Regions from separate parts of the Homo sapiens genome. Here region 1 is linked to region 2. A link is a contact called in ENCODE Hi-C or POLR2A ChIA-PET data. All regions are on one chromosome and are shown on one strand. Each heading gives the region's core, a stretch centred on a gene start or an enhancer-like site at or near the end of the contact. The rest is flanking DNA. Distances are from core to core; before and after follow the strand shown.

The links. A loop is a pair of places that touch in the nucleus more often than their neighbours do. ChIA-PET counts read pairs that join two places held with the same protein, here RNA polymerase II (POLR2A). Pooled maps may share reads with other maps.
Region 1: a pooled map shows a loop between it and region 2 (2.3-fold over the local background). The contact joins two enhancer-like sites. A Hi-C loop is called at or near these places in 1 of 50 pooled maps. POLR2A ChIA-PET finds 5 or more read pairs at or near these places in 8 of 52 experiments (A549, H1, Panc1 and 4 more).

The regions. Positions count from the first base shown.
Region 1 is chr3:12,727,950-12,732,953 of GRCh38, forward strand. No RefSeq gene overlaps it. Among named protein-coding and RNA genes, the nearest start is that of TMEM40, 29 kb to the right of the region's middle. Within about 2 kb of position 1,507, at least 6 of the 41 ENCODE cell types and tissues checked have a DNase peak (open chromatin) inside an H3K27ac peak, as active enhancers do.
Region 2 is chr3:12,691,184-12,695,942 of GRCh38, forward strand. No RefSeq gene overlaps it. Among named protein-coding and RNA genes, the nearest start is that of RAF1, 29 kb to the left of the region's middle. RefSeq lists an enhancer at 2,963-3,464. Within about 2 kb of position 2,573, at least 7 of the 41 ENCODE cell types and tissues checked have a DNase peak (open chromatin) inside an H3K27ac peak, as active enhancers do.

The sequences.
Region 1 (5,004 bases), core at 257-2,756, 36 kb after region 2:
CTCAGAGAAATCCCATGTCTCCTAGGAATGGGCCTGCCTTAGCATCCCACTCTTGGCAAAGTCATCAGGTGGGGGCATCTCAAGGGAACTGTGTCCTTGCTGCAAACAGAGTACAGCAGTGCTTGGTCAATTAGGATCCCTAGAGTTGGAGGCCTGTGAGGCTCATTCTCATCCCTCCACAGCCCCCACAGGGCTACCAGAGGAGTGCAGTGATCTTTCTGAAGTGCAGTCTCACTATGCCATTTTTCTGCTCGAACTCCCTCCAAGGCTCCCTGTTGTCCTTATGGTCCTTAGGCTAGTGTCTCAGCTCTTTATCTCAGGTATCAAGGTCCTGCTGGGGGAGGGGAGCAATTAACCTCTGTGCTCTGTTGCCCACCTGTCCTCGGCCCTACTCAGATCTTGGATGCCTCAACTACACTGGGCTGACCCCTTGTTGCTCTGAGACGTGCTATCCTCTTTTTTTTTTTTTTTTTTTGACAGAGTTTCGCTCTTGTTGCCCAGGCTGGAGTGCAGTGATGCCATCTTGGCACACTGCAACCTCTGCCTCCCGGGTGCAAGTGATTCTCCTGCCTCAGCCTCCCGAAGTAGCTGGGATTACAGGCGTCCACCACCACGTCCAGCTAATTTTTGTCTATTTTTAGTTGAGACAGGGTTTCACCATGTTGGCCAGGCTGGTCTTGAACTCCTGACCTCAGTGATCCACCCGCCTTGGCCTCCCAAAGTGCTGGGATTACAGGCGTGAGCCACCGCGCCCGGCCGTGCTATCCTCTTTTATTCCTCCACGCCTTTGCCCATGCTGTGACCTCTGCCTGGATAGCCCTTCCCTACATCTCCCAGCTCCAGTGTTAAGTGCTTCCCTCAGCTTCCTAGGTTTAGTCAGCAGCGTCCCTTCGCTCCATCTCTGGTACAGGCCCAGATCCTCTAGAGTAGACAGAAGATTCCAGGGGCTGTGTCGGGAGAACAGGATAAACAACCGCCACAGTCCTCTCGGACTTCTCTTGAAGGGACAGATGTCCCTTCAAGTCCCTTTTGGGCATATGCGCAGAAGCGTATGTGCAGAAGTATTAGTTTAAAAGCTGATAATATACCATGCTTTGTTTATTCATTCACCCATTGATGGACACTTGTGCTTCCCCTTTTTGGCTACTGGAAATAATTCTGCTTTGAAAATGGGTGTACAGATATCCCTTCAAGTCCCCTTTGGGCATATGTGCAGAAGTAGAACTGCTGGATCACGTGGTAATTCTATTTTTAGTTCTTTGAGGAATCACTATACTGTTTTCCATAGCAGAAGTTGAAATTGAATTAAAAAAAATCTTCCCGGCACAAGCTGGCTTGTATGGTTTTGAAATCTGTACTCTCACCCTCCCTCCACTGTGATCAAAGCAGAAATCTAGCACACAGCATCCAGGACAGCCAAAGACCAAAGCCCATCCCCTTCCACATAACCTCCTCCTCACCCCTCCACTTTTCAACGCTGCCTTCCTGGGCTCAAGATTCAATGCTTTATTTTTAGCCCACACGTTGGACTGGGGCTCCAGGAATGCACTTGATGCCTGAGGTGTAACCAGACCCCTGCGTGCACCACTTTTAGCTCCCGCCTTTAGCTTGACATGATAAAAAGCCTTCCACAAAGCAGCTGTAAGCTTGTGGGCCGCAGGCCTGATCCAGTTTTATTTAACCACTGATAATTTGAATTTTTTTTTTTTTAAAAAAGTGGTCTGGGTGCAGTGGCTCACGCCTATAATCCCAGCACTTTGAGAGGCCAAGGTGGGCGGATCACTTGAGGTCAAGACTTCAAGATTAGCCTGGTCAATATGGTGAAATCCTGTCTCTACTAAAAAAAAAAAAAAAAAAAAAAAAAAATTCCAGGTATGGTGGCAGGTGCCTGTAGTCCCAGCTACTTGGGAGGCTGAGGCAGGAGAATCCCTCAAGTCTGGGAGGCAGAGGTTGCAATCGTGCCACTGCACTCCAGCCTGGGCAACAGAGTGAGACTCCATCTCAAAAAAAAAAAAAAGTGGCCGGGCATGGTGGCTCACGCCTGTAATCCCAGCACTTTGGGAGGCTGAGGCGGGTGGATCACGAGGTCAGGAGATCGAGACCATCCTGGCTAACAGGGTGAAACCCCATCTCTACTAAAACTGCAAAAAATTAGCCAGGCATGGTGGCACGTGCCTGTAGTCCCAGCTACCCAGGAAGCTGAGGCAGGAGAATCGCTTGAACCTGCGAGGCGGAGGTTGCAGTGAGCCGAGATGGGGCCATTGCACTACAGCCTGGGCGACAGAGCAAAACTCTGTCTCAAAAAAAAAAAAAAGTGGTAAAATAGACATAAAATTAACCACCATAACCATTTTTAAGTGTACAGTTCAGTGGCGTTAAATACTTTCACAGTGTTGTGCAATTATCACAACCATCCATATCTAGGGCTGTTTTCATCTTCCCAAACTGACACTCTGTCCCCATTAAACACTAACTCTCATTCCCCGTCCCGCAGCCTCTGGCACCCACCATTCCACTTTCTGTCTCTATGAATCTGATTACTCTAGGTACCTCATATATATGGAATCATAACTGTATTTGTCCTTTTAACATAATGTTCTCAAGGTTTATCTGTGTGGTAGCATGTGTCACAATTTCTTTTTTTTTATTTTTATTTTTTTCTTAGAGACAGAGTCTTACTCAGCCACCCAGGCTGGAGTGCAGTGGCATGATCATGGTTCACTGCAGCCTCCACTTCCTGGGCTCAAGTGATCCTCCCACCTTAGTCACCTAAGTAGCTGGGACCACAGGCATGTGCCACCACGCTTGGCTAATGTTTTTATGTTTTGCAGAGATGGGGTTTTGCCGTGTTGCCCAGCCTGGTCTTGAACTCCTGGGGTCAAGTGATCCTCCTACCTCAGCCTCCCAAAGTGCTGACATTACTGGCATGAGCCAGTATGCCTGGCTAGAATTTCCATATTTTCCCCCTTTGGTTTTTATTTTTTTGTGAAGTCTCAAATAATTTCCTTTTTTAAAAACTGATAATATACCATGCTTTGTTTATTCATTCGCCCATTGATGGACGCTTGTGCTTCCCCTTTCTGGCTACTGGAAATAATGCTGCTTTGAAAATGTGTGTACAGAGATCCCTTCAAGTCCCCTTTGGGCATATGTGCAGAAGTAGAACTGCTGGATCATATGGTAATTCTATTTTTAGTTCTTTGAGGAATCACTATACTCTTTTCCATAGCAGAAGTGGAAATTTAAAAAAAAAAAAAAATAGTTGCCAAACTCTAGATTTGGGGCTTCTGCTAAGAAACTGGAGGTCTGACCCCAATGGTCTTGCACTTGCAGAACCAGCCTCCTCAGGCCCCTCAGAGACACCTCCCCAGCTAAGCAGTGCCCTTTCCCCAGAGGTCTGGGTCCCAGCTCTGGAGGACCCTCTCTCAATCTTCTCACACTTTATTTATTTATTTATTTATTTATTTATTTATTTATTTATTTATTGAGACAGAGTCTTGCTCTGTCGCCCAGGCTGGAGTGTAGTGGCGCTATCTCGGCTCACTGCAAGCTCTGCCTCCCAGGTTCATGCCATTCTCCTGCCTCAGCCTCCCGAGTAGCTGGGACCACAGGTGCCCGCCACCACGCCCGGCTAATTTTTTGTATTTTTAGTAGAGACAGGGTTTCACCGTGTTAGCCGGGATGGTCTCCATCTCCTGACCTCGTGATCCACCCGCCTCGGCCTCCCAAAGTGCTGCTGGGATTACAGGCATGAGCCACTGCGCTCGGCTATTTATTTATTTATTTATTTACTGAGACGGAGTCTTGCTCTGTTGCCCAGGCTGGAGTGTAGTGGCATGATCTCGGCTCACTGCAGCCTCTACCTCCCAGGTTCAAGTGATTCTCCTGCATCAGCCTCCCAAGTAGCTGGGATTACAGGTGCCCGCCACCAAGCCTGGCTAATTTTTGCATTTTTAGTAGAGATAGGGTTTCACCATGTTGGCCAGGCTGGTCTCGAACTCCTGACCTCAGGTGATCTGCCCACCTTGGCCTCCCAAAGTGTTGGGATTATAGACTGAGCCACCGCACCCAGCCTCTCACTTCTTTTTTTTTTTTGAGACAGAGTCTTGCTTTGTCTCCCAGGCTGGAGTGCAGTGGTGCGATCTCAGCTCACTGCAAGCTCTGCCTCCCGGGTTCATGACATTCTCCTGCCTCAGCTTCCCAAGTAGCTGGGACTACAGGCACCCGCCACCACGCCGGGCTAATTTTTTGTATTTTTAGTAGAGATGGGGTTTCATCATGTTAGCCAGGATGGTCTTGATCTCCTGACCTTGTGATCCGCCCATCTCGGCCTCTCAAAGTGCTGGGATTACATGTGTGAGCCACCACACCTGGCCCCGGCCTCTCACTTCTAATAGCTACAACCTCTTTCCTTTTTCTCTCTAGCCCTAGGCAGTTCCCTCAGTTACACTTTGTGATACTATGGTCCCTTTCTGCGTTTCTAGTAGTCCTGCACCTGGTTAACATGTCCCTCTATTAAATTCTTTCTGTTAAAGCACCTGGTGTGGTTTTCGTTCGCTTGGCTGACAGATCCCACTTAGCTGGTGTTCTCACCTGGAATTGCTAGACAGCAGCTGCCCCCTTTGGTCAGGTATATGCTCTTCTGTTCCCCTCTTCCTGCTCCCTACTTTTTTCATTTTTATTTTTATTTTTTTGATACCGGGTCTCGCTCTGTCACCCAGGCTGGGGTGCAGTGGTATGATCATGGCTCACTGCAGCCTTGACTTCCTGGGCTCCAGCGATTCTCCCACTCCAGCCTCCCAAGTAGCTAGGTCCACAGGTACACGCTACTACACTCCTGATCTCAAGCAATCCACCCACCTTGGCCTCCCAAAGTATTGGGATTATAGGTGTGAGCCACTGCACCCAGCCCCCACTTTTCTACATCTTGCTGACTCTGTATGCCTGACCCTAAGGGGATCTGATTTGTGCTCCTGTCTAATGTAATAACGCCCATTGATTGAG
Region 2 (4,759 bases), core at 1,323-3,822:
TGTAATCTCAGCTACTCAGGAGGCTGAGGCAGGAGAATCACTTGAACCCGGGAGACGGAGGTTGTGGTGAGCTGAGATTGCGCCACTGCACTCCAGCCTGGGCAACAGAGCAAGACTCCATCTCAAAAATAAATAAATAAATAAATAAAAATAAAAGAAAAAGCAAAAAATGAAACCATAGGAGTACTAAAGGAAAGCCGGGTGCAGTGGCTCATGCCTGTAATCCCAGCACTTTGGGAGGCCAAGGTGGGCAGATCACAAGGTCAGGAGTTCAAGACCAGCCTGGCCAATATGGTGAAACCCTGTCTCTACTAAAAAATAAAAAAATTAGCCGGGCGTGGTGGTGTGTGCCTATAGTCCCAGCTACTCAGGAGGCTGAGGCAGGAGAATCGCTGGAACCCGGGAGGCAGAGGTTGCAGTGAGCCGAGATCAAGCCACTGCACTGCAGCCCAGGCGACAGAGCAAGACTCTGTCTCAAAAAAAAAAAAAGAAGTACTACAGGAAAGCATGAGAAGGTTAAAAACATTTTTTTTTTCAGTACAGGGGAAACTTCCATATCTAAGCATGATATGAATGCCAGAAGGCATAAAAGAAAAGCCTGATAAATTGACCTCCATGAAAGTCAAATTTCTGCATGGTAATAAATACCTTAAACAAAATCAAAGGTCAAATGATAAGCTGGGAAAAAACATTTGCAATTCAATTCATAGATGAGCCAAGCATGGTGCCTCACGCCTGTAATCCCAGCACTTTGGGAGGCAGAGGCAGGCAGATCACCTGAGGTCAGGAGTTTGAGACCAGCCTGGCCAAGAAGGTGAAACCCCACCTCTACTAAAAACACAAAAATTAATGGGTGTGGTGGTGGGCGCCTCAAATCCCAGCTACTCAGAAGGATGAGGCAGGAGAATCACTTGAACGGAAGGCAGAGGTTGCAGTGAGATGGCGCCATTGCACTCCAGCCTGGGCGACAAGAGTGAGACTCTGCCTCAAAAAAAAAAAATAAGTAAATACAATTCACAGATGAAGGATTGGTTTCCCTAATGTAAAAAGAGTTCCAAAAATCAATTAAGAAGAAACAAAGAACCCCACAGACAAATAGTCAGGACTAGGATAGTTAGGATATGAATAGGCAATTCACATAAAGGAACACACAAGTAAATCAAATATACAAAAAGAGAGCCACCATCATAGTAAGAGAAACTACACTGAGAGACCACTTCTCACCTGACAGGTTGGGCAAAGTCAAAAAATGTAGTCAAGTGTGGTGGCAGGCCGGTAGTCCCAATTACTCAGGAGGCTGAGGTGAGAGGATCCCGTGAGCCCAGGAGTGTGAGCCCAGTCTGGACAACATAGAGAGCCCTCTCCCAAAAAAAGGTTTGCTAACTGATTCCAATGTGTTTTCAGTATGTTCTTGACTAAGAAGGGCAGAAAGTTACCACATCACTGGGTGGTGATTTAACTTCTGAACCTCAGTTTTCTTTTCTGTAAAATGGGTGTAACATAGTTCTTACCTCATAAGGTTGTTATGGAGAATTAATGAGTTTAAAAATGCAAAGCATTTAGGCCGGGCACAGTGGCTCACGCCTTTAATCCCAGCACTTTGGGAGGCCGAGGCGGGCAGGAGATCGAGACCATCCTGGCTAACACAGTGAAACCCCGTCTCTACTAAAAATACAAAAAATTAGCCGGGCGTGGTGACGGGCGCCTGTAGTCCCAGCTACTCGGGAGGCTGAGGCAGGAGCATGGCGTGAACCCGGGAGGCGAAGCTTGCAGTGAGCTGAGATCGCGCCACTGCACTCCAGCCTGGGTGACAGAGCGAGACTCTGTCTCAAAAAAAAAAAAAAAAAAAAAAAGCTAAGCATTTAAAACAGTGGCTGGCACATGGTAAGCACCATATAAGTGTTAAAGTCTGAAAGTATAGAGAATTTTAGTATGTATTAGCAACAGACCATTTATTCTGAAAAATCCTCTGTGTTTCCAGACTTGGTAGCCACCCTATACATACTAGGTACTTTTAAAATACATTATCTTGTGGCTGGGTGCAGTGGCTCACACCTGTAATCCCAGCAATTAGGAGGTCAAGGCTGGCGGATCACTTGAATCCAGGAGTTCAAGACCAGCTTGGGCAACATGGTGAAATCCCATCTCTACAAAAAATACAAAAAATTAGCCGGGTGTGGTGGTGCGCCTCTGTAGTCCCAGCTACTCATGAGGCTGAGGTGGGAGGATCACCTGAGCCCAGAAAGTGGCAGTTGCAGTGAGCCAAGATGGTGCTACTGCACTACAGCCTGGGTGACAGGGCAAGACCCTGTCTCAAGAAATAAATAAGTATAAATACATACATACATACATTATTTTATTTAATCCTCCCAATAGTCCTATAAGGTTGGTTTTATCTCCATTTTACTAGTAAGGAAACAAGGGATCAGAGAGTGAAGTTACTTGCCTAAGGTCACACAGCTAGTGAGGGCTAGGGACAAGGTTCACACTGCTCATGTTCTTTTCACTCCAGTTGCTCTGTCATCTTAGGCCATCTACTCGGGTGTGCCTTTCTCAATCACCCAAGTCACGCTTTGGTCCACTGAGAATGGAAAAATCCAGCCCAGTTCCAGATGCCAGGCCCCAGCTGGAGCTCCTGCCTGACTGATGCTGCCACATGATAGGCTGATTTATAGAGAAGTAGGAGAGCATTCCCCACACCCAGCGTCACCCTGATGCAGGATTCCTAAGGTGGAGGGAGAAGCAGGCTGGCAACTAGCTCCGCCTCCTGAGAAGTTGGTGGGGGCTGGGGAAAGTGCGGTGGAGAGAAAGACCACTGAAGCCCCACGGAGAGATGCCAGGGCTTACATTTACACAGGGGCATAAACATAGTGGCCCCACAATTCCTTCTAACTCTGTCCCTTGGGTAAGCCCCAGAGTCTCCTAAGTGCATCCACGCAGGCTTGTTTTAAGGCGCCATCGACGTGAGCAAAGTGCGCAGTGACCTTTTCTAAATAGATCTCATTGGGCTGTGACTTTGAAAGCGGGCCAAAGTCCCCAACCCAAAATAGACAGCCTACTGCCCTGTTATTTTCATGGCTTAAAAAAAAAAAAAAAAAAACCCTCCAAAGCAAAGCAACTATTTTTATCACAGGCCTCTCTTAGAATAGCAACACCTATTTACTTGGAGGGAGGAGACTGCAGGGACAGTTTCAGAGCTGGTGACTGTACCAGACAGGGTGGATGAGCACACACAGAGGGAATCCTCCTACCCATCACAGGGCCTGGCTGGCTCCGGTACATCTACCTCCAGTACTTACACACAGGTCCCAGCCCACCCCGCACCATGCACCTCATTTTTTTTTTTTTTTGAGACAGAGTCTTGCTCTGTCACCCAGGCTGGAGTGCAGTAGCCGATATCTTGGCTTACTGCAACCTCTGCTTCCTGGGTTCAAGCAATTTTCGTGTCTCAGCCTCCCTAGTAGCTGGGATTACAGGCACCTGCCACCACGCCCATCTAATTTTTTTTTATTTTTAGTGGAGCTGGTTTTGCCATGTTGGCCAGGCTGGTCTTGAACTCCTGACCTCAGGTGATCCACCCATCTGGCCTCCTACAGTGCTGGGATTACGGGCATGAGCCACCACGCCCGGCTGTACCTCACTTTATAAACAGCTCCTGCTCCTCCTCACTTTATAAACAGCTCCTGCTCCTCCAGGCTTTGCTTTCATGTTTGGAGCTGCAGCCCTCAGACCCTTTATTTCTCTCCACCACTAAAATTCGGATCTTCTTAGGGCCGGAGGCTCACCAAATCTAAAGAGCATACATCAGCCATGAATAATCAGTCGTAGCTGAATTTTTATTGAGCACCACAGAATGCCAGGGACCACGCTAAGCATTTCTCATGTATTATCTCACTGAATTTTTAGGCCTGCTCTATGAGGTTGGGCTATGAACAGTCCCATTTTACATAAGGTAAGACTGAAACTTAGATAAAGTCATTTGCCCATAATCACACAGTTAAGCAGAGGAAAAGCTGGGAGATCTGAACCCAGGCTTAATGACTCCCGGCTGTGAGCTCTGGATCATTCTTTCATCATTGTAGGATTTTATTTTATTTTATTTTAGAGACAGGGTGTTGCTCTGTCACCCAGACTGGAGTGCAGTGATGCAATCATGGCTCACTGGCTGGGCATGGTGGCTGTCGCCTATCATCCCAACATTCTGGGAGGCTGAAGTAGAGGATTGCTTGAGCTCTGGAGTTTGCGATAAGCCTGGGCAACATGGCAAAACCCCATTACTACAATAAAAAGAAAAAAAATTAAAATTGGCTGGGTAGGTGCAGCAAACCACCATGGCACATGTATACCTATGTAACAAGCCTGCACATTCTGCACATGCATCTTGGTTGTTGTTGTTTTTTGTTGTTTTTTTTTTAAGAAGAAGAAATAAAGAAAAAAAAAGAAAGAAAAGAAAAACTGTAAACACTAAAAATGCTTAGTAGTGGTATAGACCCAGCTACTCAGGAGGCTGAGGTGGAGGATTTCTTAAGCTTGGGAGTTCAAGGCTGCAGTGAGCAATGTTCAAGCCCCTGCACTCCAGCCTGGGTGATAGAGACTCTATCTCAAAAAAAAAAAAAAAAAAAAAAAGAAAAAGAAAAAAAAGAAAAGAAAACAAATACTAGTAGTTTATTTTGGGAAAAATAATTAGGAGAACGCTGTCAGTGTCTCTGGTGGGGCAGTGTGGTGTGGTGGTTAATGACACACACTCTAGAGTCAGGCT